Regions from separate parts of the Homo sapiens genome. Here all the other regions are linked to region 4. The links are chromatin loops, found by intact Hi-C in ENCODE. Cell type or tissue: CD4-positive, alpha-beta T cell. All regions are shown on one strand. Region 1 holds the start of PNPLA6 (patatin like domain 6, lysophospholipase). Region 2 holds the start of CTXN1 (cortexin 1). Region 3 has its middle 24 kb from the start of ADGRE1. Region 4 holds the start of CLPP (caseinolytic mitochondrial matrix peptidase proteolytic subunit). Region 5 holds the start of NRTN (neurturin). Region 6 holds the start of RPL36 (ribosomal protein L36).

Evidence for each region. A loop is a pair of places that touch in the nucleus more often than their neighbours do. Peaks named below come from ENCODE experiments on the same cell type or tissue, not always from the same donor. Only the 100,000 strongest peaks of a DNase experiment are listed, where the experiment ranks them.
Region 1: a loop joins it to region 4, with 21 times the contacts of the local background. A loop is called at or near these places in 4 of 110 quality-filtered maps.
Region 2: it touches region 4 in a loop (4-fold over the local background); 3 of 110 quality-filtered maps call a loop at or near these places.
Region 3: a loop joins it to region 4, with 2.1 times the contacts of the local background. A loop is called at or near these places in 7 of 110 quality-filtered maps.
Region 5: it touches region 4 in a loop (5-fold over the local background); 4 of 110 quality-filtered maps call a loop at or near these places.
Region 6: a loop joins it to region 4, with 3 times the contacts of the local background. A loop is called at or near these places in 6 of 110 quality-filtered maps.

What each region holds. Positions count from the first base shown.
Region 1 is chr19:7,533,151-7,538,150 of GRCh38, reverse strand. MCOLN1 (mucolipin TRP cation channel 1) reads right to left here. Exons shown (of 14, transcript NM_020533.3): 13 at 4,498-4,628; 14 at 4,142-4,392. The coding sequence ends at 4,356. It overlaps PNPLA6 (patatin like domain 6, lysophospholipase), which reads right to left and starts at 2,434. Exons shown (of 32, transcript NM_001166114.2): 1 at 2,131-2,434; 2 at 1,878-1,960; 3 at 1,605-1,702. The coding sequence starts at 2,362. RefSeq lists an enhancer at 2,360-2,599. In CD4-positive, alpha-beta T cell, no CTCF peak of the experiment used is centred here; DNase peaks (open chromatin) are centred at 2,470, 3,270, 4,050 and 4,380; H3K4me3 peaks cover 3,206 bases; H3K27ac peaks cover 1,911 bases.
Region 2 is chr19:7,922,824-7,927,823 of GRCh38, reverse strand. SNAPC2 (small nuclear RNA activating complex polypeptide 2) reads right to left here. Exons shown (of 5, transcript NM_003083.4): 5 at 4,574-5,000. It overlaps CTXN1 (cortexin 1), which reads left to right and starts at 1,689. Exons shown (of 2, transcript NM_206833.4): 1 at 1,689-1,857; 2 at 2,266-3,333. The coding sequence starts at 2,286. The coding sequence ends at 2,534. TIMM44 (translocase of inner mitochondrial membrane 44) reads left to right here. Exons shown (of 13, transcript NM_006351.4): 12 at 57-167; 13 at 518-1,106. The coding sequence ends at 637. It overlaps LOC124904629 (a long non-coding RNA gene), which reads right to left and starts at 2,419. Exons shown (of 2, transcript XR_007067120.1): 1 at 1,988-2,419; 2 at 1,014-1,251. RefSeq lists an enhancer at 259-1,008 and silencers at 1,505-1,774, 2,305-2,394. In CD4-positive, alpha-beta T cell, a CTCF peak has its summit at 2,492 (motif pointing right); DNase peaks (open chromatin) are centred at 1,653, 2,023, 2,443, 2,976 and 2 weaker places; H3K4me3 peaks cover 238 bases.
Region 3 is chr19:6,860,679-6,865,678 of GRCh38, reverse strand. No RefSeq gene overlaps it. Among named protein-coding and RNA genes, the nearest start is that of ADGRE1, 24 kb to the left of the region's middle. RefSeq lists an enhancer at 2,536-2,675. In CD4-positive, alpha-beta T cell, CTCF peaks have their summits at 1,732, 1,934 (motif pointing right), 2,325 and 2,755 (motif pointing right); DNase peaks (open chromatin) are centred at 1,968, 2,768 and 3,858; H3K4me3 peaks cover 988 bases.
Region 4 is chr19:6,358,866-6,363,865 of GRCh38, reverse strand. It overlaps CLPP (caseinolytic mitochondrial matrix peptidase proteolytic subunit), which reads right to left and starts at 2,335. Exons shown (of 6, transcript NM_006012.4): 1 at 2,094-2,335; 2 at 1,926-1,997; 3 at 1,324-1,420. The coding sequence starts at 2,291. It also overlaps a transcript of ACER1 not described here. RefSeq lists an enhancer at 703-1,660 and a silencer at 1,859-2,088. In CD4-positive, alpha-beta T cell, no CTCF peak of the experiment used is centred here; DNase peaks (open chromatin) are centred at 1,145 and 2,375; H3K4me3 peaks cover 2,454 bases; H3K27ac peaks cover 1,715 bases.
Region 5 is chr19:5,801,262-5,806,261 of GRCh38, reverse strand. NRTN (neurturin) reads right to left here and starts at 1,195. Exons shown (of 3, transcript NM_004558.5): 1 at 811-1,195. RefSeq lists an enhancer at 2,010-2,304 and a silencer at 2,005-2,304. In CD4-positive, alpha-beta T cell, CTCF peaks have their summits at 43, 246 (motif pointing left) and 2,058 (motif pointing left); DNase peaks (open chromatin) are centred at 251, 681, 1,331, 2,111 and 3 weaker places; H3K4me3 peaks cover 1,534 bases; H3K27me3 peaks cover 1,412 bases.
Region 6 is chr19:5,687,387-5,692,386 of GRCh38, reverse strand. HSD11B1L (hydroxysteroid 11-beta dehydrogenase 1 like) reads right to left here. Exons shown (of 8, transcript NM_198706.3): 7 at 4,719-4,884; 8 at 3,865-4,634. The coding sequence ends at 4,442. It overlaps RPL36 (ribosomal protein L36), which reads right to left and starts at 2,092. Exons shown (of 4, transcript NM_033643.3): 1 at 2,060-2,092; 2 at 1,787-1,881; 3 at 934-1,068; 4 at 512-855. The coding sequence starts at 1,879. The coding sequence ends at 766. It overlaps LONP1 (lon peptidase 1, mitochondrial), which reads left to right. Exons shown (of 18, transcript NM_004793.4): 18 at 179-553. The coding sequence ends at 355. RefSeq lists enhancers at 391-440, 501-550, 738-1,263, 1,264-1,789, 1,790-2,315 and 2 more and silencers at 981-1,030, 4,849-4,908. In CD4-positive, alpha-beta T cell, CTCF peaks have their summits at 2,164 (motif pointing left) and 4,847; DNase peaks (open chromatin) are centred at 736, 1,616, 2,176 and 2,986; H3K4me3 peaks cover 2,351 bases; H3K27ac peaks cover 1,940 bases.

The DNA of each region.
Region 1 (5,000 bases), 1.2 Mb before region 4:
TCAGGGAGATCTTGGGCTAACTCTTCCCTAGGTCACAGAAAGCTCAGACAGCCCTCTGACAATCATGAAGATATCAGGGTAGTCCCTTAAGAGTGTGCAAACACTACAGACAGCTCCTGTGATGTGGAGAAACCTGAGGTATAGACCCTCAACTGATCATGGGGAACTTTGAGATAGTCCTTCTACTCAACTCACAGAAAGCCCTGCCATTGGCCGGGCTCAGTCGCTCATGCCTGTAATCCCAGCACTTTAGGAGGCCGAGGCGGACGGATCACAAGGTCAAGAGATCGAGACCATCCTGGCCAACATGGTGAAACCCCGTCTCTACTAAAAATGCAAAAATTAGCTGGGCATGGTGGTATGAGCCTGTAGTCCCAGCTACTCGGGAGGCTGAGGCAGGAGAATCTTTTGAACCGAGGAGGTGGAGGTTGCAGTGAGCCGAGATCGTGCCAGTGCACTCTAGCCTAGTGACAGAGCAAGACTCCATCTCAAAAACAAACAAACAAACAAACAAAAAAGAAAGGACTGCCATTGCAGGACTATTGATCATGGAGAGCCCTGCCCTGGTGTGAAGAAACCCTTGAGGCAGACCTCCAGGTAGACTACATGACGCACAGGGATCCCAGAGCCAGCACCCAACTTGCAAAGAGAGTTGGAGAGCCTTTCTCGCAGACCTTGCTGCCAACAGGGATCTCTGATGCATCCTTCCTATATTTCTAGTGCAAGAAAATTCATAAGATAGCCCCTAGGGAACAGAAACTCCTGAGACAGCCTCCTTAGTGTGGGAAGAACTTCAAGGTCCATAACATAGGAAAGATGCCTTCTGATGTACAGAGATGCCTGAGATAACCCCCGGAGAAGAGAGGCTGGAGGCTGGAGATAGCCCCTTTAGGAGATCGTAGAAACACAATTACCTCAGTGAGGTACCCTGGAAGAAAACCACTCATGTGAAGAGACTCATGAAATAACCTACATGGAAACCCCTGATGTAGACCCCCCCACTAAGTATATGGCAAGACCTCTGAGATATTGACTTGGGAACAAATAGCTCAGATACTCCAGTGGAAGGAGAAGGTCACTGAGGTAGCCCTCAGGGAAGAGATACCCTAGAGACAGCATGTCTGGTGTGGAAGAGCTCTGAGAGGAGAGTCCAGAGATGTCTCTCTGAAACAGGAAGACTTTCTTCTTCTTCTTCTTCTTTTTTTTTTTTTTTTTTTTTTTTTTGAGACAGAGTCTCACTCTATTGCCCAGGCTGGAGTGCAGTGGCATGATCTCAGCTCACTGCAACCTCCACCTCCCAGATTCAAGTGATTCTCCTGTCTCACCCTTCTGAGTAGCTGGGATTACAGGCCCATGCCACCACGCCCAGCTAATTTTTGTATTTTTAGTACAGATGAGGTTTGCCATGTTGGCCAGGCTGGCCTCAAACTCCTGATCTCAGGTGATCTGCCCGCCTTAGCCTCCCAAAGTGCTGGGAATTACAGGCATGAGCCACAGCGCGCAGCCAATATGGGAAGACTTCCACAACACTTTGGTGTAAGCTGATTACTCAAAAGGCCCCTGAGATAACCCCTAATACCAGGTCACACCCAGCACAGCCTTACTTCTTGGCAATGTTGAGCATCTTCAGTTTCTTCCTCATGCGTGGCCGGGAGGTGGCGGAGACAGAGGTATCCACGAGGGAGGAGGTGGATTGTGACACCTGGGAGAATGAAGGCGGAGATGGGTGAATTGCTAATTCAGACCTTGGAGAAGAGGCAGACGGATCCAGGGGGTCTCCATCAAGGAAGGAGCGGTGGCGGACACTAAGAAGTGTAAATAGGGAAGGGGCGCGGCCTCTGTGTGGTCAGGGCGGACCCCAGGGGTCCCGGACTCACCTTCCGCATAATCTTCCGGCCATAGAAGAGCACTTTGTCCCTCTTCCGGAACCGATACCGGGGGCCATCCGGGGCTGGGGTTTCTGGGGATAGGTGGGGACAGGGGCACTCCGAGCTCTGTGCAGACTCCACCCTGCCAGAGCTGGGGTACCGCGAACAGACGCCAGCAAATCCCCATCTCTGCCGCCTCGGGACCCGGGCATTTGGGCCCCCCACCATACAGCCTCCCAAGAGGGGCCCCTCGGGTGCTCACTTGGCACTCGCAGCCTCCGCACCACCAGGAGGATGAGCACGGCCGTGACCACCACCGCCACTCCGGCCCCGATCATCACGCCAAGCACCTGAGGGACGAACGGCACTGGCTGCGCACCGCAAATCCGTCCCGCCGAGCCTTCCCCGGGCGCCAGGACGTCCTGGAACCCATCCCTCTCCGCCACCTTCGCCCCCGAGGAGTTCGTAGCCAGCCCGTGACTCGATGTCCCCATCTGCAGAATGGGCCAGTGCTGCTCCCTCCCCGGGGGCGCGACTCTTCCCTGAGGCCCGGCGGCCCGCAGTGCATGCCGGGAAACGTAGTTCCGCCCGAGCGGACGCAGCGCGTTATCGCCAGACCACGTAATGCGCGCTGAGCACGCCGGGAGTTGTAGTCCTCTTGGCGCCCCACGCCGGCACCTACCCGGTCTCCGCCCCACCCCTTACCATTCCAGTTTGCAGCGGAGCCTCCATCGGTTGATTCCAGCTGGACGGCCGATCTGGTAGCCCGGAGTCCTGGGAAATCAAGGAGTCGAAGGAACCCGTGCAAGTCGTCAATCTGGGCCCACCTCTCCCCTGCCTCAAGCCCTGCCCCCAGCTCAAGCCCTGCCCTCTGGGGTGGCGGGGGAAGCGTCTCCAGCTGCCAGGGGCGAGGCTAGAGGGGCGCTGCGGGACTAAGGGATGGAGCAAACCGACCTCTCGGCCCTGGCCAGGAGATGAGGCGGGTCCCCGGCTTCCTGCTCCCTTCGCCTACGCGTAGGGCCTACCAGACGCCCGCCTGTCCAACCCCACCCCGGGGCCAAAGGCCGACCTGGTACCCACTGTCAGCAGCCTGCAGGCAGGTCCCCACAGGGCACGGTCCTCTGCACCTGGTGACTTCCTCCCGGGTCACTGCCCTCTGCAGGGTTGATCAAGCCTGACCACCCCACCCCCCAGGCCGCACCCCCTACTCCGTCGAAGACTGAATGCCCCACCCCAGGAAAACGGGCCCGCAAACCGTGGGGTCCGGGAGTGGGCACCTAGATACTCGGCTCCCGACGCAAGCCTGCCCCGGGGAAGACCCAGGAGCTGGGAGGCACGGGAGTACTGCCGGGGCATCCGCGGAAGGCGTCTGATACCCACGTTTCAGAAGAGTCCTGGGATGCTTGGGGTGGCGTGGGCTTGCAAGGCGCTGCTGGTTTTTGCCGGGGATTTACTATCACGTAGTAGTGAAGTTATGGGGGCTCTATGGCACAGAGCATCACTGGGACTCCGGGACCGATGGTGGCGCCATTGCTGGGAGGCGTAACCAGAGACGCTGGGATTAGTGGGTGGGGATGCGGGGTCACTGGAAAGTTACTGAGATTCTGAGGATTACAATACTACTGCTGGGAAAACCAGGAGGTGGGTGGGCACATTCCTGGGGTGCTTATGAGAGCGGGCCTGGGGAGGGCGTCCGGGCTCCTTGGAAGATACTGAGAGATGCTGGAATATTACTGGGATTTTTCTGGGAAGCTGAGGATGTTTCTGACATCGCTAGAATATTAATGGAAATTCGGGGGCCGGGAGATAGGAATCCCGGAGACTCCGAGTCGTTACTTGGAAAATTCCTGGGTGGCCGGTCCTCTTCCACCTCAGGGCACAGCTGGCTACCGGTGTGGAAACACCTGCCGAGACGTGGGGGGTATGGGAACATCAGAAAGTCTAGAGTTAACAGGAATCGGAGGACAGATCGTGGGAAAGCGGAGGCTCGCTAACGACCCTCGAAGGGACACCCCTGCGAGGCTAACGGAAACCCAGACTCACCCAGGGGCCGCAGCCGGGGTCCACTCCGCGCCAACACCGCTAGCGTTCCGCCCGGCTCCGCAGGCACGGCCCCTTTAAATTATTCACTCCTAGTCGCACCGCAGTCCCTCCCGACCCTCCCACCCCTCCTCCCCGCGCCATGCTTGGAAGGCCGACTGAGGCCGCCATGCTGAGTGTGGCCGCGCCTTAAAGGGCCTCACACCGCTTAACGCAAGGACTGCTCCTCCCGCTAAAAATGAAAACGACACATTTATTTTCCCTTTTATTCAACACCCTCCCCACCCAGTCTCCCCGCCCCCAAGGGTCCGACACGAAAGGTCCAGGCCCTCCTCGGGCGCGACAGGGAGCCGATCCTTAAAAGCAAACCCTACAAATAAATAAGCGGGGTCGGGGGCGGGGGTCTCTGCAGTCCAGGGCCTACGGTCCAACGGCAGTCAGGTCGAATCAATTCACCAGCAGCGAATGCTCCTCCGAGGGGTCCCTGGAGGAAGGAAGCAGGGAAGAGGGGCGTCAGTTTTCTCTGGCTCGCTCCCCTTTCCCCATTCCCTAACCTCCAATCTGAATGTGCCAGACCCGGGACTCGAACCTTCCGCAGCAGCAGAGAAGGCTGCAGGCCGAGCCGCTCCCGCGGCGGAACTTGCCGGAGGTGGGGCTGTCCTGGCACTGTGCGATGTAGGCCTGCAGCTCGCTCTCCTCTGCGCCTGCGCCGCCGGGATGCTGGGGAGAGAAGCCGGGAGGCTCAGCCTGAAAGTGGCTCCCAACCTCCAAGGCCCTTGAAGTCCGCCCTCCCCTCCAGCCATATCTGCATCGCTTCCCACCTCCGGGCCTTTGCACTTGCTGGGCCTGCTCCACCCGTTGTTCCACAGTTTGCTTGCACAGAGGGACCTTCCCTGACCCCTGAACCTGGATACAAGCTGTGTCTTTGCCAGTCTGTGTCTTTGCCTTCTGCTGTAGGTCCAGCACCTACAGACCTAGAGCCAGGGCTGACATGACCTCGATGCTCAGAAACCATCTATTGAGTGAGCTGGATGCACGCTGAGCACAGCAGTGGGAGCAGGGCCTGAGACTGCCCACCTGAGTGGATGCATG
Region 2 (5,000 bases), 1.6 Mb before region 4:
AGGGGAGCAGCCGGGCTGTCCTCTGAGGCACATCCCCCCTCTCGGCCCCTCTGCAGCTGGCCATGGGCAAGATGATGGAGCAGGGGCCGGTGCTGATCATCACCTTCCAGGCACAGCTGGTGATGGTGGTCAGGAACCCCAAAGGCGAGGTGGTGGAGGGTGACCCGGTGAGTGAGGGAGTGGGATGGGGCAGGCACATGACACCGCCTGTCCCCAAGATCTGTGTGTGGCCACCTGGCAGAGACCCCAGCTCAGAGCCCTGAAGCTCTGGGACTGGGTGGGGATGTGGAGAAACCTCTGGGCCAGAGTTTGGGGTTGAGGGAGGTCGGAGACCAGCAGACCTGTCTGTTTTTACCAAGGCTGAGTGGTTCCTGAGTCTAGGCAATTGTGCTGGCCTCTGCTCCCAGCCCCTGGGGAAGTTGCCGGTGGCTCCTGCCCCACAGAGCCTGGCCCCCCCCCAGAGCTGCCTGGGTCACCTCAACCCTCTCAACAGTGCCCTTCCCACCCCACCCTGCAGGACAAGGTGCTGCGGATGCTGTACGTGTGGGCGCTCTGCCGAGACCAGGACGAGCTCAACCCCTACGCGGCCTGGCGGCTCCTGGACATCTCGGCCTCCAGCACCGAGCAGATTCTCTGAGTGTGGTGCCGGAGCCAGGTAGCCCCGGCCTGGGTCATCAGGCACAGAGGCACCGCAACACCACCTGCGGCAACTCCAGACCTCTGGGAACAAGACTGCGGGCTCTGCCCCCAGCTCTGCCAGGACGGCTGCAAGACCAGCTGGCCCGGGAGGGGACAACGGGCTGTTGCGGGTGCGCGGCAGCTGGAGACACTCCCCCGCAGGGCCAACCCCTGCCCTGTTGCTCTGCCCTGCAGGGGTCCCGGCGCCTGGTCACCTGGGGTGCACACAGGTCACACAGTGCCAAGAGGCCCCAGGGCCCAGGGACTCCCCCCACAGCAGGGTGGGACCCGGGACCCGCGGCTCAGTGGCCCGCTAGCCACGTCAGCCAAGCCACTTTAGGTCCATTTTTTAATTTTAACAGTGCTCTTCCATCTTGTGCATAAGCCTGAGATTTGGAAAGAATAAAACACCGAATTGCAGAAGAGCAGCTACGGAGTCTGAAGTGTCTTCTCTGGCGCGGGAGTGGCCGAGGCGATGGTGGGGGTGGGAGCAGGCGGCTGCTGTGGGAGGCGGTCAAGGTCGAGTGAGGAACTGCAGCCGCAGTGGGTGGACGCCTTGCCCAGGGCTGGACCCTGAGTTGGAAGACGAGGCCAGTGACAGACAAAACTAGGGGGACTTACTCATCCCAGTGACCTGCCTGAGCTCTCTGAGAATTGAGGTCCCCAGGGCCGGGGGAGCTTGAGTGCCCATATGAGTGTTTTAGGGCCACTGAGGTCCCCCCACAAACAGGGAGTCTCGAGTGGGGTCTATCGCGGAGGAGAATGCAGGCACAGGGCAGGCTGGGGGGCCCGAAGTGCCAGGGGAGGTGGGAGTGGCAGCTGCCCACTCCCCGGCGAGGTCGTGGGTGCTCGCGGGTCCTCGGGGCTGGGGTTCCGTCCTCCCGCAGGCCCGGGCGGGGTCGCTGGCTCGCGCGCCGCTCCCTGCGCAGCCTCCGCCCCCTGCAGCCCCGCCCCCCGCGGCGGCCCCGCCCCCGTCGCCATAGGAACAGCCGCGGCGGCCCGGCTCGCGCGCTGCTTGCCTGCCTCGGTCTCCGCCGCTCCAGGGGCGGGTGGGGTGGGCTGAGCCGGAGCCCGGGCCGCCGCCGCCGCCGCCGGGGAGAGGCCGAACGCGCAGCCGGCGCGGGTCCCTGAGAGAGCGCGGCCGCCGGGCGGTCGGTCCCCGTCCGGGTCGAAGCCAGGGTGAGGGGCGCGCCGGGGCGGGGGCGGTGGGGGAGGGGGTCCCAGGCCGCCGAGAACAAAGGGAGCGGGGGCAGGGGCCGCGGGGACCGTCCCCACGCCGCGCGCCCGGGCCGCGGCCGCGCTTTCGCACCTGTTGTGTGCGGCCCAGGCCGGGCGCGGCTCCGTTTCCCGGCTCTCAGCGCCCCCACCTGCGCGCACGGCCAGAGTTGGGTCCCCGCGTGGTGGTGGCGGCGATCCGGCGGGCCGGGCATGGGCGTAGCCCGGGGACCGAGGCGCGGGCGGGGGATGGGGTCGGGCACGTTAAGGGAGGCGGCGGCGGCGGCGGCAGGAGGGGGCGAAGCGGAGGAGGCGCGGGAGGGAGGGCGCAGCCTCATCCCCGGCGCCCGGGGCGGGTCCCCTCCTCCGCAGGGCGCGCGGCGATGTGAGCCATGAGCGCGACGTGGACGCTGTCGCCGGAGCCCCTGCCGCCGTCGACGGGGCCCCCGGTGGGCGCGGGCCTGGACGCGGAGCAGCGCACGGTGTTCGCCTTCGTGCTCTGCCTGCTCGTGGTGCTGGTGCTGTTGATGGTGCGCTGCGTGCGCATCCTGCTCGACCCCTACAGCCGCATGCCCGCCTCGTCCTGGACCGACCACAAGGAGGCGCTCGAGCGCGGGCAGTTCGACTACGCGTTGGTGTGAGGGGCGCGGCGCCCCCTAGCCGGCCCTGCGCCGGGGTCTCAGAGGGCCGGCCCGGCGGGGGGCGCCGCGGGGCCAGGACTGCGCTCAGGATCCCGCCCCGGAGCCCCCAGCCCGGGGGAGAGGGGGAGGGAGTTGGGAGAAGCCCAGCCCCTCCCCCTCGAGACCCCTCCCATGTCCCTTCCTGGCCTGGCCGGAGCCCCACCTCGTGCCTTTATCCGCCCTGTCCCTTCCTCTCTGCGCATCTCACCCGCCCGGCTGGCCCCCACCCCCGACTCTGAATCCCGGGCGGGAGGAGGACCCCCGCACCGCCCCCTCCCCAGCGTGTAAGTGGCTCTGCTATTGTGCGTCCCTGGAAGTGGGGACCCCCTTGTCCCTCCTCCCTCCCCTGTTGTCTGGCCGTCGTCAACCCCACCTTGACTGAGTGTTGAGCCCGTCCTTGGGCTCTGGTCCCTGCGGGGCAGGCTCTCCCGGGCCCACGGGGCGGACGCTGCATACCAATTTGCCCTGCACCGCCTGTCCCGGAGACGGAGCCCGAAGGCCTGCCATGGCGGCTGTGTCGAGGATGCGTGGCGCCTGCCGTGGCGGGACAGCGTGGGCAGGCTCATTTCTGCCCCCAACCCGGGCCCCAGGACAGGTCAGCGCGCCCTGCCCCGGTGCCCACCGCTGCCCCCCATCCGCCCTCCTGCCACTTGCCCCTGACCCCCCTGCCGTGCCTCCCGCAGCCCTCCCATGCCGTTCCACTCCTCCCTGCCTCTGAGCCGAACATGATAATAAAAGCTATTATTGAGCGCTTACTGCATGCCAAGTAGCGTGCTGAGTTGGCACCTCCTGTTTATAGCCTGTCTCCTCTTCGGGATCGTGAGAATGAGCCAGGCCCTGTTAGCATCCCTATTCTACAGGCCAGGAGACCGAGGGCCAGGCAGCTCCAGTGACTGACTTGCCCACAGTCACATGGCTAGAGTCTGGTAGGGCTGGAAGTGGAACCCAGGTCTGGCTTTTGCATGTTTTTAAAGCTTCCCAGGGCTGCAAAGACACCAAGATCACAAGCACCTTTCACCGGCTTTGGGGGGGGGGGCTGATGTGTAACCCCCAGCTGCCTCCCCTCCACACACAATTCTGTTGATCTGGGGAGGCGCCGGGGGTGGTGAGAGAGACTCAGCCCTGTGGGGAACTGGGAGGCGCACCCTCTGCCAGCCCTGGAGGGAGGCTCCGACGACCGACCGTACCTGCAGCCTAAGCCTCCTCCCCCTGCCCACCACCATTGGCAGCGTTTGTGGGTCTGGTGCGGTGGGGCGGTGACCACGGACGGAGTGGGCTGGCTGTGCTCCAAGGCCCTCCCAAGAGATGTGCACCCCAGGGGAGCCGTGTGCAGTGTGTGGGGGGAGGAATGAGCGTTTCTATAAAAGGCAGGCTGGGTGAATGCACAGGCTCCGAGAACGGAGAATTTACCGACTTGGATTACTAGCTGGGCGTGGGACGCGGTGCCGTGGGAGGACATCTGCTTCCCTCTCTAGGACCCGACCCTCGGTCCACACCCACAGGGCAGGTGAAGCTGATGGAGGGGGCCTCAAGCGGGGTCCCAGCACCCCCAGGGGTTTGGGGTCAGCCCTGACTCCAGTACCCCTCCCTCCCCGCCTTCTAGGGATCCTTGAGGTCCCAAAGCCACCCCAGGGGACACTCCACTCCCACTAGCCTCCTGCCACTCGGGGCAGCCCACCCCTATCTATCTTCCTCTAACCGCCCAGCCTGGGGCTCAACTCCTTCCACCGGGTCACCCCCACTCTCTGCTGCCTTCTCCCCTCCACCTGTGCGATGTGATTTTGCCCTACTCTGAAACCCATCCCTGACGCCTGTCCCCAAGGTGCCCTGCCGGCTCTCCCCATCCACACTTGTCAGCTTCACAGTCACCAAGGGGCTCCTCACCCCAGGCCTCATCACACCAGTCAGGTGGCAGCTCTCCTCCCTGGCACACACCCCCAGCCCTGTGACCCCCAAGCTCTGACACTTCAGGGCCCCCACTTCCATCTTTAAGTCACAGGTGAAAGAGAAAGAGAATGATAACTTTATTCATGGTCACAGAATACCCCCGGGAAGGGGAAGGACCTGGCAGCAGGGAGTAACCACGACTGGTCAGTTGAAGAAGGTGAGGATGCTGGCCCCGAGGTGTACAGGAAGGGGGAAAATGTGCGAGGGCCTTTACGGTGGGCAGTGCCAGCTATGGCCCCCCAGCAGACAACAAGGCACAGTGGGGCTTGGGGACTGGGGGAGGCCAGCCCTGTCCGCCTGTCCTTGACATCAGGAGGCTTGTGAGTGGAGTCCTGCAACCCCCACCCAACCCCTGTACAACGGGGGTTCCATTTCTGAGACCCCCAAAGTATGGGGCATCTTAGAGGCCCGCCCCACAGCTGAGCATCATCTCAAGGACCTTCCCCCATGACGGGATCCTCAGAAAGAGCCAGGGCCAGC
Region 3 (5,000 bases), 500 kb before region 4:
GCAGAGAAATGCCACACTCTGAGATGAATTCAGGCGACCGAGAGAAGGCTAGTGCTCAAAATTCTCTCGGCCCTGAGGAAGGGGCTAGATTTCTTTCTTTCTTTCTTTCTTTCTTTCTTTCTTTCTTTTTTTGAGGCAGAGTCTCGCTCTGTCGCCCAGGCTGGGGTGCAGTGGGACGATCTCGGCTCACTGCAAGCTCCGTCTCCTGGGTTCACGCCATTCTCCTGCCTCAGCCTCCCGAGTAGCTGGGACTACAGGCGCCCGCCACCACGCCTGGCTAATTTTTTTGTACTATTTTAGTAGAGACGGGGTTTCTCCGTGTTAGCCAGGATGGTCTCGATCTCCTGACCTCGTAATCCACCCGCCTCAGCCTCCCAAAGTGCTGGGATTACAGGCATGAGCCACTGTGCCCGGCAGGAACCATTTTTAAATATGCCAAAGCATTCTGTTCTTTTTTTACTTTTCTTTTTTTTTTTTTTTTTTTGAGACAGTCTCACTGTAATGCCCAGGCTGGAGTGCAGTGGTGCGATCTCGGCTCACTGCAAGCTCCGCCTCCCGGGTTCACGCCATTCTCCTGCCTCAGCTGCCCGAATAGTTGGGACTATAGGCGCCTGCCACCATGTCCGGCTAATTTTTTATATTTTTAGTAGAGACGGGGTTTCACCGTGTTAGCCAGGATGGTCTCGATCTCCTGCCCTTGTGATCCGCCTGCCTCGGCCTCCCGGAGTGCTGGGATTACAGGCATTAGCCACCATGCCCGGCCTCAAAAACTTTTTTATTTTTAAAGTTTTAAATAAAAACTTGCTAGCATGTTACTCCACTTTATTTTTCTCCATGGAGCTAATCTCTAAGTAAACTCCAGCTGAGGCCACATCCTCGCCCAGCTCCTTCCTCTGCCCCTTCCTGCTGCCTGTGGCCAGCATGGCCAAGGCAGGAAGGGAGATGCAGATTACATAGGACCTTATGGTTATCCCCGTGCCTGAGCTCTCTGATGTTAGTTGTGCTTTTGCTGGGTGGACTGGAGGCAAGGAAAGTGAGGATACTTATGATGACTTGAAATCAGCTGTGGGCCAGGTGCGGTGGCCCACACCTGTAATCCCAGCACTGTAAGAGGCCGAGGCGGGCAAATCATCTGAGGTCGGGAGTTCAAGACCAGCCTGGCAAACAGCCAAACCCCATCTCTACTAAAAATACAAAAGTTAGCTGGGCTTGGTGGTGGGCACTTGTAATCGAGCTACTCAGGCAGCGGAGGCAGGGAGAACTGCTTGGAACCCAGGAGGTGGAGGTTGCAGTGAGCTGAGATTGTGCCACTGCATTCCAGCCTGGGCAACAGAGCAAGACTCTATCTCAAAAACAAAAAAACAAAAAACAAAAAAAAAAGAAGAAAAAAGAAATCAGATGCGGTGGGACTATTTACACCATAGGAATGGGCACATTCTATGCGAATATCCACTGTTTGAATCATCCCCACTCCGGCCAGGCATGGTTCACACCTGTAATCCCAGCACTTTGGAAAGCCAAGGCAGGTGGATAACCTGAGGTCAGGAGTTCGAGACCAGCCTGGCCAACATGGTGAAACCCCGTCTCTACTCAAAAGAAAATACAAAAATTAGCTGGGCGTGGTGTCGGGCTCTTGTAGTCCCAGCTACTCGGGAGGCTGAGGGAGGAGAATCACTTGAACCTGGGAGGTGGAGGTTGCAGTGAGCCAAGATCACACCATTGCCCTCCAGCCTGGGCGACAGAGTGAGACTCTTTCTCAAAAATAAATAAATAAATCACCCCCACACCACGGCTCCCCAAATCCTGCAGCTTAGAGCTCAAACATCCAAACCTGACTTCTGAGGCCCCCTAACAGCCTTCTCTTTGGAAACAGTCTAATCAGAGAGTTTGAGACACTGAAGCCAAATCACCGAAGGCCACCAGAGGGCACTACATAGCTTCAAATTGGTGCTGTGGGGTTACAATGGGCAAGATACGCGGAACTTGGTTCCGCGGCTCAAATGCCAGGACAATGCGGAAGTGTTGGCTGCCTAAGAACAAGTCCCGCCTTGCGTGAATGGTACCCATGAAATATGACAGCTCCCTATGTGACAATCTGCCTCGCGCCTCACTTCATTGCCTGGAATTCCACCATTAGGGAGTCATTCCTTTGGATAAAAAATGTTCCTCTGGAAAAAAAAAAAAAAAGTTCCTCTGGGCCGGGCGCGGTGGCTCACGCCTGTAATCCCAGCACTTTGGGAAGCCGACGCGGGCGAATCACCTGAGGTTAGGAGTTCGAGACCAGCCTGGCCAACATGGTGAAACCCCATCTCTACTAAAAATACAAAAATTAGCTGGGCGCTGTAATCTCAGCTACTCGGGAGGCTGAGGCAGGAAAATCGCTTGAACCTGGGAGGCGGAGGTTGCAGTGAGCCAAGATCGCGCCACTGTGCTCCAGCCTGGGAGACAAGAGCGAGACTCGGTCCCACCCCCACCCGCCCCCCCCACAAAAAATGTTTCTCTTCCAGAAAATATTAAATAGTTCAAGTTGAGACCCCTAGAAAGCACTAGAAATTAAAGACGTGGGAAGAATCCTCAGACCACAGAAAACAGCTGTAGGTGGAGACCCTTCCACCTACTTTGTATTTCTCTGCCTTCTCAACAATATGAACGTGTTTGGCTGCGGACGTTGGCTCACGCCTGCAATGCCAGCGCTCTGGGAGATTGCGCTATCGAGGTGGCGCACTACTGCTGCTGTCCATCAGGGGGCAAGCGCGGCTTTAATTTGTGGCTGTCTGCGGTGGGACTGCCTGGCGATGTGTCTGTGTGATGTTTAGGAATGTCCCTGTTTGATCTAGTGGGTGTCTGTCTGACGGCGTTTGAAGTCTATATCCGCTGATTTCATTTGTCTTTATCAGTGTTTGTAAATTCTTAGGGCTGGGGGTAGGAGTGAGTGAGTGTGTGTGTGTGTGTGTGTGTGTGTCTGTCTGTCTGTATTGGGGGCTGTCCGTTGTACATTCACCATGTTGGCCAGGCTGGTTTCGAACTCCTGAGCTCAAGTGATCCACCTGCCTCGGCCTCCCAAAGTGCTAGGATTATAGGCATGAGCCACCACGCCCGGTCTCCCAACAACTTTTCACCCACCCCACCCCCACTTTCCTCCCTCTCCAAGCAAAATGAGCCCCTTGAAGTTTCCAGAACCTACCAGGATCACTATCATTTGCCCCTCTCCCTAAAAAACTTTCCCTTCATTATTTATTATTATTATTATTGAGTCTCACTCTGTCGTCCAGGCTGGGGTGCAGTGGTGCAATCTCAGCTCACTGCAATCTCTGCCTCCCAGGTTCAAGTGATTCTCCTACCTCAGCCTCCCGAGTAGCTGGGATTACAGGCACCTGCCACCACACCGGCTAATTTTTGTATTTTTAGTAGAGATGGGGGTTTCACCATGTTGCCCAGTCTGGTCTCGAACTCCTGACCTCAAGTGATCCGCCGCCTCGGCCTCCCCAAGTGCCGGGATTACAGACATGGACCACCGTGCTAGGCTGTCCCCTCATTTATTTTCTAGGTGACTCCATCCAGCTGATTATACAGTTGCCACCTTAGATGTTTCCTCCTCCAGGAAGCCCTCCCTGACCATCCTCCCCTACTCAAGCCTGGGTTAGATCTGTATTTGCTCCCACAGCCACCTGTGTTCCTTATGAAATTCATCAACTCTGTGTTATAATTGCCTGGTTGATTGTTAAGTCCCCTACTGGATTATACGTGCTTTTCAGGCAGGTCTGCGCCTGAGTCATTCACACAGCCTGGGGCTGAAGGTGAGGGCCACCCAGGAACTCCAAGAACAAGTCCATGACCTCAACCTCACCAACACCCTGAACTAGACAGCCCAGGTAGCCACCTTAGGCCATAGGTAGGTTCATGGTGTGACTCTGGGGGAGTCACGGGAGGGGCAGAAACCCCCCGTCCTAGTTCCTGATCCCTTGTGACTGCATTGCTTCCTCCAACACCCATTTCTAGATTCATGGTTCCTCAAACATGAAAAACACTTCACTCCAGGCTTCAGAGGCTATATCCTGCACCTGGCCAGGTGTGTGCAGGTACCATCTAGGCGTTGGCTTACCTGGGGTTGCAGAGAGAGCTAGGATATACCAAGATCCCCACCCGGCACTAGAGTGACGGTTAAGAGCGTGGTTCTGTGCTTAGGTGCATACCGACTCTCTGCCTGTGGCGAGCTGATTTTATCTTTCTCTGGTTCAGAGAGGCGAAGTCTTTCCCAAAACTTTATAGCTAATTTCACAGGGGCACAGAGGACCTTAGAATCTCTTGGAGCCCTGACCACTATGCTCTATTTCATATAAAAATAAAAACTGGCCAGGCCCAGTGGCTCACGTCTGTAATCCCAGCACTTTGGGAGGCCGAGGCGGGCGGATCACAAGGCGAGGAGATCAAGACCATCCTGACTAACACGATGAAACCCCATCTCTACTAAAAATGCAAAAAATTAGCCGGGCGTGGTGGCGGGCACCTGTAGTCCCAGCTACTCGAGAGGCTGAGGCAGGAGAATGGCGTGAACCCGGGAGGCGGAGCTTGCAGTGAGCCGAGATCGCGCCACTGCCCTCCAGCCTGGGCGACAGAGCAAGGCTCCGTCTCAAAAACAAAAAAAACAACAACAACAAAAAGAAACCCGGCCGGTTGCAGTTGGCTCACGCCTGTAATCCCAGCACTCTGGGAGGCTGAGGTGGGCAGATCACGAGGTCAGAAGATCGAGACCATCCTGGCCAACATGGCGAAACCCCTGTGTCTCTACTAAAAATACAACTGTTAGCTGGGTGTGGCGGCGTGTGTCTGTAATCCCAGCTACTCGGGAGGCTGAGGCAGGAGAATCGCTTGAACTTGGGAGGTGGAGGTTGCAGTGAGCCAAGATTGCACCACTGCACTGCAGCCTGGCGACAGAGCTAGACTCCATCTCAAAAATAAATTAATAAATAATAAAATAAGATAAAATACCACGAAGCTGG
Region 4 (5,000 bases):
TGGAGTGCAGTAGCGCGATCTCAGCTCACTGCAACCTCCACCTCCCGGGTTTATGCAATTCTCCTGCCTCAGCCTCCCGAGTAGCTGGATTACAAGTACACCACCATGCCCGGCTAATTTTTGTATTTTTAGTAGAGATGGGATTTCACCACGTTGGCCAGGCTGCTCTCAAACTCCTGACCTCAAGTGATCAGCCCACTTCAGCCTCCCAAAGTGCTGGAATGACAAGCGTAAGCCACTGCGTCCGGTCTAGAAGCAGCTCTTTAAAGCAGGGTTCACAAACACAAATGCTTCCAGGGGTTGGGAGGTGACAAAAACAAGTGACACGGCCCAGGTGCAGGCAAAAGGCAGAGCGCTTGCTTTACAGTCAGCTGACTCTTGCCAGATGTGCCAGTGGACCATGGGATCAGATCTACTAAATTTCCAAGAGAAACTAGAAATCAGGCCAGGCGTGGTGGCTCATGCCTGTAATCCCAGCACTTTGGGAGGCTGAGGCGGGTGGATCACTTGAGGTCAGGAGTTCAAGACCAGCCTAACATGGTGAAACATCATCTCTACGAAATACAAAAAATTAGACAGGCATGGTGGCACATGCCTGTAATCCCCAGCTACTTGAGAGGCTGAAGCTGGAGAATCGCTTGAACCCAAGGAGGCAGAGGTTGCAGTGAGCTGAGATTGCAACACTGCACTCCAGCCTGGGTGACAGAACGAGACTCCATCTCAATAAAAAAAAAAAAAAATGCCTCCATCATAAGTGCTCAATCAAAATTGACTACTTTTTTTGGGGAGGGGGAAAAAATCTACCAATTATGATTATTTTTGAGATGGGCTCACTACAGCCTCGACCTCCTGGGCTCAAGTGATCCTTCTCCCTCAGCCTTCCGAGTTGCTGGGACTACAGGCACACGCCACATTGCCCGGCTAATCTTTGTACTTTTTTTGTAGAGATGGGGTCTCACTACGTTACCCAGGCTGGTCTTGAACTCCTGAGCTCGAGCAATCCGCCCGCCTCAGCCTCCCAAAGTGTTGGGATTACCGGTGTGAGCCACTGTGCCCGGCCTAAAATCTACCAATTTTTAAATGTCAGCCGGGTCAGGTTGGCAGAACAGTATGTGCAGGATCAAAGAGGCCACATCCTGACTTGTGAACCGAGGCTCAAAAGCCAGCAACAGGCACCTTTTGGTGGTTTAAAGCCACTTCTGGAACTCTGACGCTCTGCACCCTTTCCCAGAGAGAGAACATCCCTGACCCGGGATTCTGGTCCCCTGAGTCACCCGTGTGCCCTGACGAGTGCCCCTGGCACCCAGGAAAGACCCTGCTCACCAGGGCTGTTGATGTACATGTGGATGGGCTTCTTGTTGCTCTCGGATTGCAGGAAGAGGAGCTGTGCGATAACAAGGCTGGCAACGCTGTCATCGATCTGCAGGTGGAGAGGGCAGGGGTGTCCCCAGATTCGGGGTGGGGAGAGAGTTTTAAGGGAGGCTGGGGATGGGTCAGGGAACCAGGAAGGGGGACCAGAGCCCAAAGTAAAAGGGATGGGGAAGAATTTAGGCCCCAGAAGGGGATGGGGAGAGAGTAGTGGAGAGGACCCAGGGGGTTTGGAGCACAGGAAGGGGGGAGTCAGGGGGCTAGGGACACAGGAAAGGAAGGGGTGAGAATGGCTGGGGAGAGTCTTGAGCGTAGGAATGAGGGGAGCGGTGCCAGGTGTCAGGAAGGAAGTCGGAGATTAAGAGCCGAGGAGCAGAGAAGGGGTGAGGAGCGGGTTGGGGGACCGGGAGCCAGGAGGGGAGTCAGAAGGGGAGGGAAGGGGGTTAGAAGGGGAGCGGAGCCTGAGGGAAAGTCTGGGGCCAGGGAAGGAGGGGCGCAGGGAGTGTCGGCAGGCGCTTGGGAGAGTCCTGGGGAGGGTCCCGGCGCGGGGCGCTCACCGGGCCCATGACGCACACGATGCGCTCCCGCAGCAGCCGCGAGTAGATGTCATAGGCGCGCTCGCCGCGACCCTGGGGGTAGAAAGATGGAGGTGAGGGGCCGGGGCAGCCAGCCGATCCCCACCCAGCCCGGAGCCCCCGAACCGTGTCCCCGCCCGGCCGCCGTACCGTCTGCTCCACCACGATGGGAATGAGCGGGAGAGCCCGGGTCGCCGTCGCGTGCAGGCACCGCTGCAGGGCCAGGCCGTTCTGGAGTGTCCGCTGCGGCGGCCGCTGCGCTGGAAAGTGAGCGGCGAGGCGAGGCCCCAGCGCGGGGTACCTGCATGACGCCACCCGGGCCCCCCCTACCAATATTCCGGGCCACATCCCTCCGCACGCCCCGGTCGGCTTCCGTCCGATGGCGGAACTACAGCTTCCGGCGTGCTTTGCGCCTGGGAGCTCGCTCGCTAGGCCGCTCACTTCCAGGAGTCTGGGCGGGCGCCATTAAGGGTGAGGCGGGGATAGGGACGGAGCCTGAAAGGGAGGAGCCAATGAAGTAAATTGAGTGGGCAGGGCTGGAGAAGTTTTAGAGTCTCCAGTTCGAGTCCCCTTACCGACCAATTCGTCTTCTTTTTTTTTTTTTTTTGAGACGGAGTCTTGCTCTGTCACCCAGGCTGGAGTGCGGTGGCACGATGTTGGGTCACTGCAACCTCTGCCTTCTGGGTTCAAGCCATTCTCCTGGCTCAGCTGCCCCAGTAGCTGGGATTACAGATGCACACCACTGCACCCGGTTAATTTTGTTATTTTTAGTAGAGATGGGTTTCACCTTGGCCAGGCTGGTCTTGAACTCCTGACCTCGTGATCTTCCCACCTCGGCCTCCCAAAGTACTGGGATTACAGGCGTGAGCCACCGCGCCCGGCCTCGTCTTCGTTTTCTACTGTTTCTGCTTTATTTATTTTTATTTTTTTGAGACAGAATCTCACTCTGTGGCCCAGGCTGGAGTGCAGTGGCGCCATCCTAGCTCAATGTGGCCTCAAATTTCTGGGCCCAAGCAACCCTCCCTCCCACCTTGCTCTCCAGAGTAGCTGGGACTACAGTTGTGTGCTACCACATCTGGCAAATATATATATATATGTATTAGAGATGGGGTCTTACTATGTCGCCCAGGCTGGTCTCAAACTCCTGGCCTCAAGTGATCCTCCCACCTTTGCCTCCCAAAGTGCTGGGACTACAGGCATGAGCCACCACACCCCACTTATTCCTTATTTTAAAAATAGCTGCAGGGCCGGGCACAGTGGCTCACGCCTGTAATCTTAGCACTTTGGGAGGCTGAGGTGGGCGGATCACGAGGTCAGGAGATCGAAACCATCCTGGCTAACACGGTGAAACCGCGTCTCTACTAAAAATACAAAAAATTAGCCGGGCGAGGTGACGGGCACCTGTAGTCCCAGCTACTCAGGAGACTGAGGCAGGAAAATGGTGTGAACCTGGGAGGTGGAGCTTGCAGTGAGCTGAGATGGCGCCTCTGCACTCCAGCCTGGGCGACAGAGCCAGACACCGTCTCAAAAAAAAAAAAAAAAGCTGCAGTGTTCCCACAGCTCATCTTGGAAGAGGGGTCCCAGAGAGGACTTAGCCTGGGTCTTGGCCTTGAAGAGCTTCCAGCCTGGTGTGGCCGACTTCTACTGAGACCTCCTCATTCATTTTTTGGCCACCTGTGGAGTAGATTGTGGGAGCCCAGAGAAGGGTGTTGTGGATTCTTCCTGGAGATCAGACCGGAAAGCATTCCTAGGAGAAGCAGGTATTGGAATTGGGCTTTGCAGGATAAGTAGGAGTTTGTTAGCTGGGGAAAGGCATTTCCAGCAGAGGAAAAAGAATGGGCAAAATGGTGGAAGTAGGAAGATTGCTGGTAATGTTGGGACTTCTCTTTTTTGCCACACCTTCTCAAGCCAGATTCTTTTTCATCATTCAGTTCAATGTCACTATCTAAGAGGTGCCCACTGCTTCATCCCCAAAGTCTAGAATAGTGCCTGACACACAGTAGGTGCTCATTAAATACACATTGAACCAAGAGATGAAGAGGTGATAAAGGAGGTAGGTAGAGGGCTTTGGAGGCATCTGCAGAGTGGGGATAATGATAACCTACCTCCTAGGTTTGTGCAGAAAGTCCTCAGAAAGGGTCCAAAAATGTGTAAAAAGTGCTCAGTTTGAATGATTTATTGCTGTGTTAGATCAGGGACCATGGAAGTCTGAGAAGTCTTCAGGTCCTCCCACATGGGAGTCTACTTGAAGTGTTTTTTTCTTTTTTTTCCCGGGGCAGTCCTTCGAATCACAGCAGATTCAGGCGAGGTGTTGTGGTGGCTCATGCCTGCAATCCCAGCACTTTGGGAGCCCAAGACATGTGGATCACCTAAGGACAGGGGTTTGAGACCAGCCTGACCAACACAGTGAAACTCCGTCTCTATTAAAAATACAAAATTATCTCGGCATGGTGGTGAATGCCTGTAATCCCAGCTACTTGGGAGGCTGAGTCAGGAGAATCACTTGAACCCAGGAGGCAGAGGTTGCAGAGAGCCGAGATCACACCACTGTACTCCAGCCTGGGCAACAAGAGCAAAACTCTATCTCAAAAAAAAAAAAAAAATCACAGCAGATTCAGAGAGACTCCTGAAGTGGATTTTGATGTATAAGAAGTTTACCAAGCAGTAAGCGGTAGACTCTTTTTTTGTTTTGAGTCAGTGTCTCGCTCTGTCACCCAGGCTGGAGCACAGTGGTGTGATCAGAGCTCACTGCAGCCTTGAACCTCTGGGCTCAAGCTATCCTCTCACCTCAGCCTCCCAAGTAGCTAGGACTAGAGGTGCATGTCACCACATCTGGCTAATTTTAAAATTTTTTGTAGAGACAGGGTCTCCCTATGTTGCCCAGGCTGGTCTTGAACTCCTGGACTTAAGTGATCCTCCTGCCTCAGCCTTCCAAACTGCTGAGACATGAACCATCATGCCCAGCTGGACTCTTTTTTTTTTTTTTTTTGAGACAGAGTTTTGCTCTTGTTGCCCAGGCTGGAGTGCAATGGCACAATCTCGGCTCACCACAACCTC
Region 5 (5,000 bases), 560 kb after region 4:
CTGGGAGAGCCATTTCTCTCTCCAGCACACCCCCCTCCCCACTAATCTGTCTGCAGCCCCCTTGGGCCTAATAACTCCTAATCCACAAACCACCTCCTGGGACAATTCGGGGCTATCCCCGTGCAGGAGACACCTTTTATAAAAAGCAGGAAAGGCAGGCACAGCCTCCCGCCACTTCACATCCAGGCTTTGCCCTTAAGGGACCCCCACCCCCAACACCAAAGGGTTTCACGCCCTCTGGTGGCTGAACGGGCTGCTCCAGGAGCCGAGAGGGCCCGGCCCTCACCGGAGGACACCGTGTCCCCGGCGGCGGCGGCGGCGAGCAGGGAACGCGCCACTGACAGATGTTTACTTCTGTGCGCAGCTGGACCGCGACGGCAGCCCCCCGCCCGGGCTCTGCAGGATCCGGAAGCCCCCCAACGGCCCCTTGGAGACCACATGGCTAAAGGGCTGTCTGGGTCTCGCCCTCCTAGAGGCTAAGGGGATTCTGGGGAGGGCACCGTGCGTTCCTCAGATGCACACTTGGAGGTTTTAGGAGACAGGAGTGCGCCCGCCCCGTCGGACAGGGACACCGCGGCTGGATTCGGGCTTGGAGAGCCGCTTAGGATCTGGCTTCACGCCCCCGCCCCTCCCCACGCGCTGACCTGTCGTCCCTCTGACCCCACCCTCATACACCCGCTGGTTCTGCTGCAGGAGGGAATCCCCTGGTCTACTCGGAGTCCTCAGCACCCTCCATGCCCCGTCCATGGGGCAGGTCGTCCCCGTCGTACCCTGCTGCCCCCCCACCTGCCCCGCCTGCCCCTTGCTTACCTGCTGTGGGCGCCGGACTACCCGTCAGTGGCGGCCGCGCGGCCCCAGCCCCTGCCCCAGCCGCCGCGACCGCCATCCGGGCCGCCTGGGCCCGCGGTGCCCGGGGGGGGCCCGGGCCGGAGGGGGCGGCCGCGGGCGGGGTGCGGCGCGGGCCGGCCCATGGGGCCCCCCGGGCTCGCTTAGCCGCGGGCTGCGGCCATCCCGGGCCGGCGGGGGCTGGGGCTGGGGGTGGGTGCCCTGGACGGCCGGCGGCTCAGAGGGCGCGGGGCGCGGGGGCGCACGGACGGCGCAGGCGGCCTCGGCGCGCAGCACGGGGCTCCGGGGCGGCGGCGAGAGGGACCTGGGCACTCGGAGCGGCTTCAGGGCGCGCTCTCCCGCCGCCTCCGCCCGTCCCGCCGCGGACGGCTCGGCCGGCGCGGGGCCGGGGGCGGGGCCGGGGGCGGGGCTGGGGGCGGTGGCTCGGGTTTCCCCGGCCCTCCCCGCCCTCCCCGCCCCCGCCGGAGGGGACCGGAGGAGCGCAGGTGGCAGAGGCGCGGGAACCAACCACAGAGCCCCCTTTAGACGGCTTTCTCCCCCGGCCCCGGGGACTCCGACGGCTCCCCTTCGGGAGAGCCGGGACCCCAAGACACCCCCTCCGAAGGTGTCTAAGAGCCGCAGCTGTCCCGACGCCAGTGCCTGTGGCCCTTGGCGCCCCCCACATTCTATCGAGGATCTGACCTTTCTGCCAGACCTCCCAAACCTGTCCCAGGTCCCCTTCCAGAGAACAAGGCGCCAAGAAGTCCCTTCACTAAAGAAGCCCCTCAAGGGAAGCCCCCAGAGCGGCGCCCCCCTCAAACTAGCTGTTTCCCATCCTCACTCCGGGGACCCCTGACGGCTCCTCTTGCCTAAATCCGGAGCTCCAAGACGCTCCCCCGACCCCTTCTGGCGAACTAAGACCCATGGCCCACACCCCAACAGCTGTGGCCCCCGCATACAGCTCCCCCCACCCCACTGAGGATTGGGGTGTCCCCCTCCAATCTCGTCCCAGGTTCTCCTTCCCCAGAAGCTGAAGAAGCCCCCTCCCAAGAAAGCTCTTCCAGGGAACTGAGACGCAAAGTCTTCCCCTCGGACGGATGACGACACCCGCTGTCCTCAGCGCCCCCCATCAAGCAGTAAGTCCCCCAGTGCGGCCTCAGAGCCCTGCAGGGGATTTCTCGCTCCTAGCTCCCGCCGGCGCCCCCTCCTGGCACCAAGGCTCACGGGCAGGGGAGCCCAAACCCACCCGGGCTCCTCCCCGACGGCTCCGCGCTCCCACAGCGCTCCCTGGCGGCGCCGGGCTAACTCGGGGACGGGACTGGGATGGCTGAGCTGGGCTGGGACTGCTGCGGCCCCGCCCCCGCCCCGCGGGGTGACCGAAAAACTCCCGCCCTGCAGACTCCTCCCCGCGCCGCCTGCGTTCTTGGAGCCCCCGTGCTCTGGTTTCTCGCTCCCGCCGCTGAGGTTCTTGGGGCCTCCTCCTCACTCCGGCCCTGGCTGCCTGCATGTTTCTGATTCCAGCAGCCTGGGGGTTCGCATGCAGATTAGGCCTTCCTAGAAGATCCCTAACCCCAACATATGCACGTCCCCACAAAGCGCCTGTAAAACTTGCGGGGCCGCGCAGTGCGCGCGGTGATGGGGACACTCACGCAGCCTCGCCTCCTGCTGCACGCGGGCTGATGCACGCGGTGCTGTGCACGTGCGCGGGGTGCGTGCTGGAATGTGAGTTGTGGGTGGGGGGACGAGAGAACGGACCTATGTCAGAGAAGTGGCAGCCTGTTCCCAGATCTAGGATGGAAGTTAACAGGGATCTGTGTTCTGTGTGGCCTTGGGCCTTCCCCCCCGTGCCTCAGTTTCCCCACTTGTAACAGGGTATTACTAGTAGATCTTCACTGTGTTCTAGTAAGGACTGAATGAGTGTGAACAAGCTTGTATAAGTAATGAGTAAATGTGAATAAGTAAGTGAGTAAGCCTGGCAAGTTGGGGGTGATGTCCCAATGTCTGCCATTACTAGTGTTCCCAAATGTTCACTCCCAGAAACCCACTCCCAGTGACACACATACCCTAACCTCAAACACACACCCTCAAACCTTTATTCCCGGTGGGGTCACCCCCCCTGCCATCTCTCTTTTTTTTTTTTTTTTTTTTGAGACGGAGTCTTGCTCTGTTGCCCAGGCTGGAGTGCAATGGCATAATCTCGGCTCACTGCAACCTTCGCCTCCTGGGTTCATGTGATTCTCCTGCCTCAGCTTCCCAAGTAGCTGGGACTACAGGCGCGCGCCACCACGCCCAGTTTAGTAGAGAAGGGGTTTCACCATGTTGGTCAGGATGGTCTCGATCTCTTAACCTCGTGATCCGCCCGCTTCGGCCTCCCGAAGTGCTGGGATTAGAGGCGTGAGCCACCGCGCCCGGCCTATCTTTCCTTCTCACACAAACCTAGACGCCCTAGTGAGCACAGACACTCCTGCACTGTCACACCCCGCCCCACCCCCGGGTCCTCACACGCAGACACACGCTGACACAACCCCTCCACGAGTATCTCACAAGGTCACGCGTACACTCTCCTGCGGGGGTCCTTCCTTACCCCACGCCCTTCTGAATGCACTCATGCCCACAGACCCGGGGTTCACTCAGCCCGACACACACACACACACACACACACACACACACTCTCAGCAGATCCTTACACACCCCCACGCTGCCTGGCACTGGTTAGTACACACACACACACCCACACACACACACAGACACACACATACACCCCGGGCCCCGTCTGGAAGGCACAGCCACCCCTGCACACACACAGCAGGGCCAGGAGCCCACCCCCACCCCAGCCCTCCATCATTAAGCTGTCACCAGCTGCCCCTCCACTGCCTCCCGCTCACCCCACACCGCCTGTGCCCCCTCCCCGCCGCGGCTGGGGGCCATGGGGGCGGGGGCCGAGCAGACACATGGGGCGCAGGACACACACACATGTGCCCACCATGTGGACGCTTGTAAAACGGTTGCCCCGGCAACAGCGACTTGAAAGAGTTGGTTCTTCCTCTGGGATTGGGGGGAGACGCTAGGGGCGTGTCCAAGGTAGGGGGCGGGGCGGGGCGCAGGAGGTGGGGACGCGAGGACCTACGCCCAGCTACAGCCATTCCACTCAGGGACACACACGCTGAAACAACCACACACGTGGTTGGAGACCCCGTCGCACCGGGGGACACGGAGACCCTGCCTTGCTCAGCCCCATGTGGTCACACCAGGAACACAGTTCCTTCCATCCTGACACCCTCCCAAATCACCCGCACACTCTCTCTGTCACCAACCCACATGCTATCTCACCCCCTGTGACAGGCGGTGACAGACACCCTGTCACACTCGCTGACCCACACCAAAGCCGGGAACTGAGGTGCACAGGGACACACGGGCCCCTCCAGGATCCCTCCACCCCCTATCCCAGAAAGGAACCCAGGGACCAGGACTCTCCATTAACACCCCTCTGTGAGCTAGGTGCAGTGGCTCATGCCTGAAATCCCAGGGCTTTAGGAGGCTGAGGCAGGAGGATCAATGGAGGCCAGGAGTTCGAGACCAACCTGGGCAACATCCGGAGACCCCCATCTTTACAAAATAAAACTTTTTTCAAATTAGCTGGGCGTGGTGGTGCACGCCTATATTTCCAGCTATTTGGGAGGCTGGGGCAGAAGGACCCCAACCCAGGAGGTCAAGGCTGCAGTGAGCTATGATCATACCACTGCACTCCAGCATGGGTGACAGAGCGAGACCCTGATCCCCCCCCCCCAAAAAAAAAACAAAAAACAGCCCTCTGAATTCCACCCCTTTCCAAGAAACTGTCTGGGCTTGGCTGCCCGGGAGGCCAGGGAACTCAGAGGCTGGCTCTATTTGCAGGAAACAAGGGTATTTACAATGCTTTATTTTTAAATCTTTTTTGTCCCAGACTTGGGCTGCCGCAGGGCGGGCCGGATGTCGCCAAGTACTGAGCCTCTCTTTCTTCAAGTGCAGCCTGTGTGTAGGATCTGTGGTCTTCCCAGAGCACAGATATGGGGAAACTGAGGCTCAGAGAGGAGCAGGAAGGCACCTGACCTTTTGTTTTCTTTCTTTCTTTCTGGATACAGGGTCTCACTTTGTCACCCAGGCCGACGTGCAGTGGCGCCATCATAGCTCACTGC
Region 6 (5,000 bases), 670 kb after region 4:
GCCTTGAGCCTGTTTCCCCGTGGGAGACGGGGACCCTGGTGGGTTTTGGGACTTACTGCTTAGAACCCGGCATCACTGTGTATCGCCGGTCCCCAGGAAGCCCTTTCGTTCCTGGAGGTTAGCACACCTGCTGCCCTCCCACAGGCCCAGGCAGGGCTGACCCTGACTCTGCCCCCAGGCCAAGCGCGCAGGGGTGACGTGCATCGTCCTGCCAGCCGAGAACAAGAAGGACTTCTACGACCTGGCAGCCTTCATCACCGAGGGCCTGGAGGTGCACTTCGTGGAACACTACCGGGAGATCTTCGACATCGCCTTCCCGGACGAGCAGGCAGAGGCGCTGGCCGTGGAACGGTGACGGCCACCCCGGGACTGCAGGCGGCGGATGTCAGGCCCTGTCTGGGCCAGAACTGAGCGCTGTGGGGAGCGCGCCCGGACCTGGCAGTGGAGCCACCGAGCGAGCAGCTCGGTCCAGTGACCCAGATCCCAGGGACCTCAGTCGGCTTAATCAGAGTGTGGCATAGAAGCTATTTAATGATTAAAGTCATTTGCAGTACGGCGGCTTCCTCACCTGCTGCCCCGGGAAGGGTGGGCGGGCCACGGCTTTTGATTCACGACCAGGCAGCACCCGGAGAGGGTGTGGCTCAGAGCGGGCACCAGACAGGGGACTGCGGGCCCCCGACACACCCACACCCACCCACGGACAGCAGGAGAGCCAGGGCTTCTGTCAAGCTGTTCTTTATTTCAGGGAGAGGGCAGGGGAGGGGCTCAGTCTTTCTTGGCAGCAGCTTTCCTCATGGCGGCCAGTACGTTGCTCAGCTCCTCCCGCTTCCTCTTGGCGCGGATGTGCGTCCCCACCTGCCAGGGACGAGGCCGCCGTCAGCCCGGCCCTGACTCCCATCCCACCCCGCCCCTCGGCCGGCAGCGCCCACCTACCCTTTTCTTGATAAATTTGAGGGCCCGTTTGTCCTTGGAGACCTTCAGTAACTCCATGGCGCGCCGCTCGTACGGGGCAAAGCCACACACCTCCCGAATCATGTCCCGCACGAACTTGGTGTGTTTGGTCAGACGCTAGGGGGGAAAGGGGCGGCCGTCAGGGTAGGGGGATCCCTGCATTCTAGTTAAGCAGCTTCTCTCGCGCTGCCGCGATTTCCCTGGCTACTTCCTCCCCTCTGTGGGTAGCTGTGAGAACCAAGGTATTAACGCCTAGCGCTTTTCGCCGCGCCCGGAGCAGCTCCCATCCTCCCTAAGTCCCAGTCTCCGCAACACTGGCAGGACGCACCTGGAGTCTGGGCTGCCTGCTGAATAAAGGCGCCCAATACACTGACACACCTGAAATCCCTCAACCTCACACACCGCAACCTCGGGCCAGCTCCATGAGCGAACTCCTTACTCCTGCGTCAGAACCCCAAACCCGCTGCCCGCTTAATAAAGGCGCCCAATACACTGACACACCTGAAATCCCTCAACCTCACACACCGCAACCTCGGGCCAGCTCCATGAGCGAACTCCTACTCCTGCGTCAGAACCCCAAACCCGCTGCCCCGCGCCGCTCTCAAGGTGCTCCCTCTGCCCCAGCGTGGATTGCACGGTTGGGAAAAACCCAGATGGGTGCCCGCCTTCGAGCACCAGGCAGGAAGTCCCACTCCCCCACCCCATCTCTTCCATTCAAGCCCCCCTTAGTTCTGCGCCCGAACGCGCGTTCTTTCAGGTCGAGAGCCTTTGCCCAAGCCATGCCCTCCGCCCTCCAAGAAACCCCCGACAACCTCCGCGCGGCACCCGCACTCACCCCGCGGCGTCGGCTGTGCCTGGGCTTGCTCACGTTCTTGGTCACTTTGTGGCCCTTGTTGAGGCCCACGGCCATAGGGTAGCGTAGGGCCATGGCTGCGGACAGCGACGGGGAGAAGGGGCGGAGGTGAGTACCGGCTCAGTTCCCGAGGCCCAGAGCCCCGCGTCCCGGCTCCTTCAGCCTCGCTCGCCACAACCAACCATCCTCCAACCTGCACAGAGGACCCGGGAGTCCGGATGGCGGCGGATACCGGCAGTGCGGGAAACCACTTACCTGCTGCTCTCCAGAGACGGCCGTGGCGGAAGGGCTGGCGCCGCGCGGAACTCCGGGATATCTACTCGGCTCAGGAGGCGCAGGCCAGAGAGGCAAGAACGGCACGCGCTCCCCCTGGCGGCTGGAGTCTTCCCCGCCGTTGCGCTGAGCATGCGCGACCGAGCTCCCTGAGCATGCGCGTTTACTCCTGCGAGCCCGGGAGCTGGAGTCGGAACCAGTGGAGGTGGCTATGGCTGCTCTCCTCCCTCTGCCTGTGAAATGAGTTCGAATCCCAACTCCGCCTATTTCGGGCCGACCCTGCATCGACGACATCACCTCTCAGAATTTCTTCACTTGTAGAGCGGGAATAATAATACCAAACTGTATGAACTGTTAAAACGCCCATTAGGCCGGGCGCGGTGGCTCACGCCTGTAATCTCAGCACTTTGGGAGGTCGAGGCATGTGGATCACGAGGTCAGGAGCTCGAGACCAGCCTAATACGGTGAAACCCCGTCTCTACTAAAAATACAAAAAATTAGCCAGGCGTGGTGGTGGGCACCTGTAGTCCCAGCTACTCGGGAGGCCGAGGCAGGAGAATGGCGTGAACCCAGGAGGCAGAGCTTGCAGTGAGCCGAGATCGTGCCACTGCACTCCAGCCTGGGCGACAGAGCAAGACTCCGTCTCAATAAATAAATAAATAAATAAATAAATAAATAAATAGCCAGGCGTGGTGGCATGCTCCTGTAATCCCAGCTACGCAGGAGGCTGAGGCAGGAGAATTGCTTGAGCCCAAGAGGCAGAGGTTGCAGTGAGCCGAGATCGCACCACTGCACTCCAGCCTGGGCGACAGAGCGAAACTCCATTTAAAAAAAAAGGTATTGGTTTTGTTATCAATTGGTCAAGCTCTAGACTAGGTCTGAATACAGCAACGTGTAATAGTGCCCCTTGCGGACATCTGATGTAATTTAGGTGGTGTAGGGACGGGACGCTAAATAACTGAATCGGGTGGCAGAAACACACAAGTTTCCAGTTTTTCTCCTTTAATGCTACTAATATACAAGAAGAGAGTCTCAATTTAGGGCTGCTCTAATTAGGGTTAGCGCTTTCATGTTTTTTCCAGACAGGGTCTTGCTCTGTCGCCCAGGCTAGAGTGCACTGCTGTAATCATAGCTTATTGTAGCCTTGACTTCCAGGGCTCAAGTGATCCTCCTGCCTTAGCCTCCTTAGCTGGGACCACAGGCACATGCCACCACGCCTGGCTAATTTTTTAATTAAAATATTTGTTTGTGGCCGGGTGCAGTGGCTGACACCTGTAATCCCAGCACTTTGAGAGGCCGAGACAGGGGGATCACCTAAGGCTAGGAGTTCGAGACCAGCCTGGCCGACATGGTAAAACCCCGTCTCTACTAAAAATACAAAAAGTCAGGCGTTGTGACCCACACCTGTAATCTGAACTATTTGGGAGGCTGAGGCACAAGAATCGCTTGAACCCCGGAGGCAGAGGTTGCAGTGAGCCTAGATCGCACCACTGCACTCCAGCCTGGGCGATAGAGTGAGACTCCGTCTAATAAATAAATAAATAAAGACAGGGTTTCACCATGTTGGCCAGGCTGGTCTCAAACTCCTGACCTCAAGTGATCTGCCCACCTTGACCTCTCAAAGTGCTGGGATTATAGGCGTGAGCCACTGCTCCTGGCCCTCTCAGCCTCCATTTCCCCACCTGTGAAATGGGATTGAGAGTCAAGGCCCCTGATACACACACCCCCTCCCGCTGCCCGCTGGCTGCTAGCAAATTGGAATTACCAAGGAATTTGAACAACAGATATGCAAGAGAAGAAGAGTTTTTATTCTCGAACAAGAGGCTGGGTCCAGCTCAGAACACACTCTTTCCCTCCTCCTCCCGCTCAGACCCTGCCACCAGGTAGACGAACAGTGTAGACGCCCCTGCAGGTGTGAAGAGTACCAGAGACCCCAGCTAGGGGAAGCTGGCAGGAGTTGGGGGGGTTCCTCCCAGATGGAATGAATGGAAAGAATAAATCAGGGACTTAAAGGCGCAGGCAGGAGATGGAGAGGGGTCCATGGGTGGCTCAAGGGTGGCGTGGCCTCTCTGAGCCTTAGTTTCCTCATCTGCAAAATGGAAGCAGTCACGTCATCAATCATGGCCAAACAGGTGAGGCCTTGCAAGTCCCCGACAAAGGCGCCTAACACGGGGCACCTGCACCTCCCAAGCCGTGACTGGTTCCAGGTGCCCGTCGTTTTTCTCGGTTTTGCTTTTCTGTCTTGATGACTTCATCTTGGGCTGTGGCCACCCTCTCAGGGGTGTCTCTGTGAGTGTTCTGGCTCCAGGGACAGTTGGAGGGAGGAACATTGCCGTCTGGGACTGGAGGGGCACCCCCCGGTGCTCAGGCTGCCGCGGCCGTGACGTTGAGCTCCTGGCGGATAAACCAGGCCCGCGGGCGCGGTAGCCAGCGCCGGAGCAAGCACAGCAGGCGGAAACGCCACGGGTAGAAGACGCCGGCCGCGCGCGTGGCGCCGCCGCGGATCACGGCCAGGGCTGCCTTGGGCCCCGGGGCCGCCTTGACCCTCGTGACTCCCCTGGGGACAGGAGGGCACGGTGGGGACTGCGGCTGGGGCTGGGCCATGGCCCCCAGCCCAGCCCCCAGCTTGTCCGGGCCTCACCTGACTGCCTCGGCGGCGGAGGCGCGATCTCGGAGGCCCAGGACGCACATGGTGATGGCCACGTTCACGTCCTGCACGTCCAGCTCCCGCCGCAGGGAGCCGAAGAAGCCGTCCAGCGCAAACTTGGCCGCCGAGTAGGGAGTGGAGAACGACGTGGGCACGCGGCCTGGGGGCGCGGACGGCAGCGGCTGAGTGGCTCCCCCTCGTCCGGGAAGCCTGCCCAGACCCTCCAGGCTCACCCGCATCGAGCTCCCCACTCCCCGTCCCGCAGAGCCGGGGCCG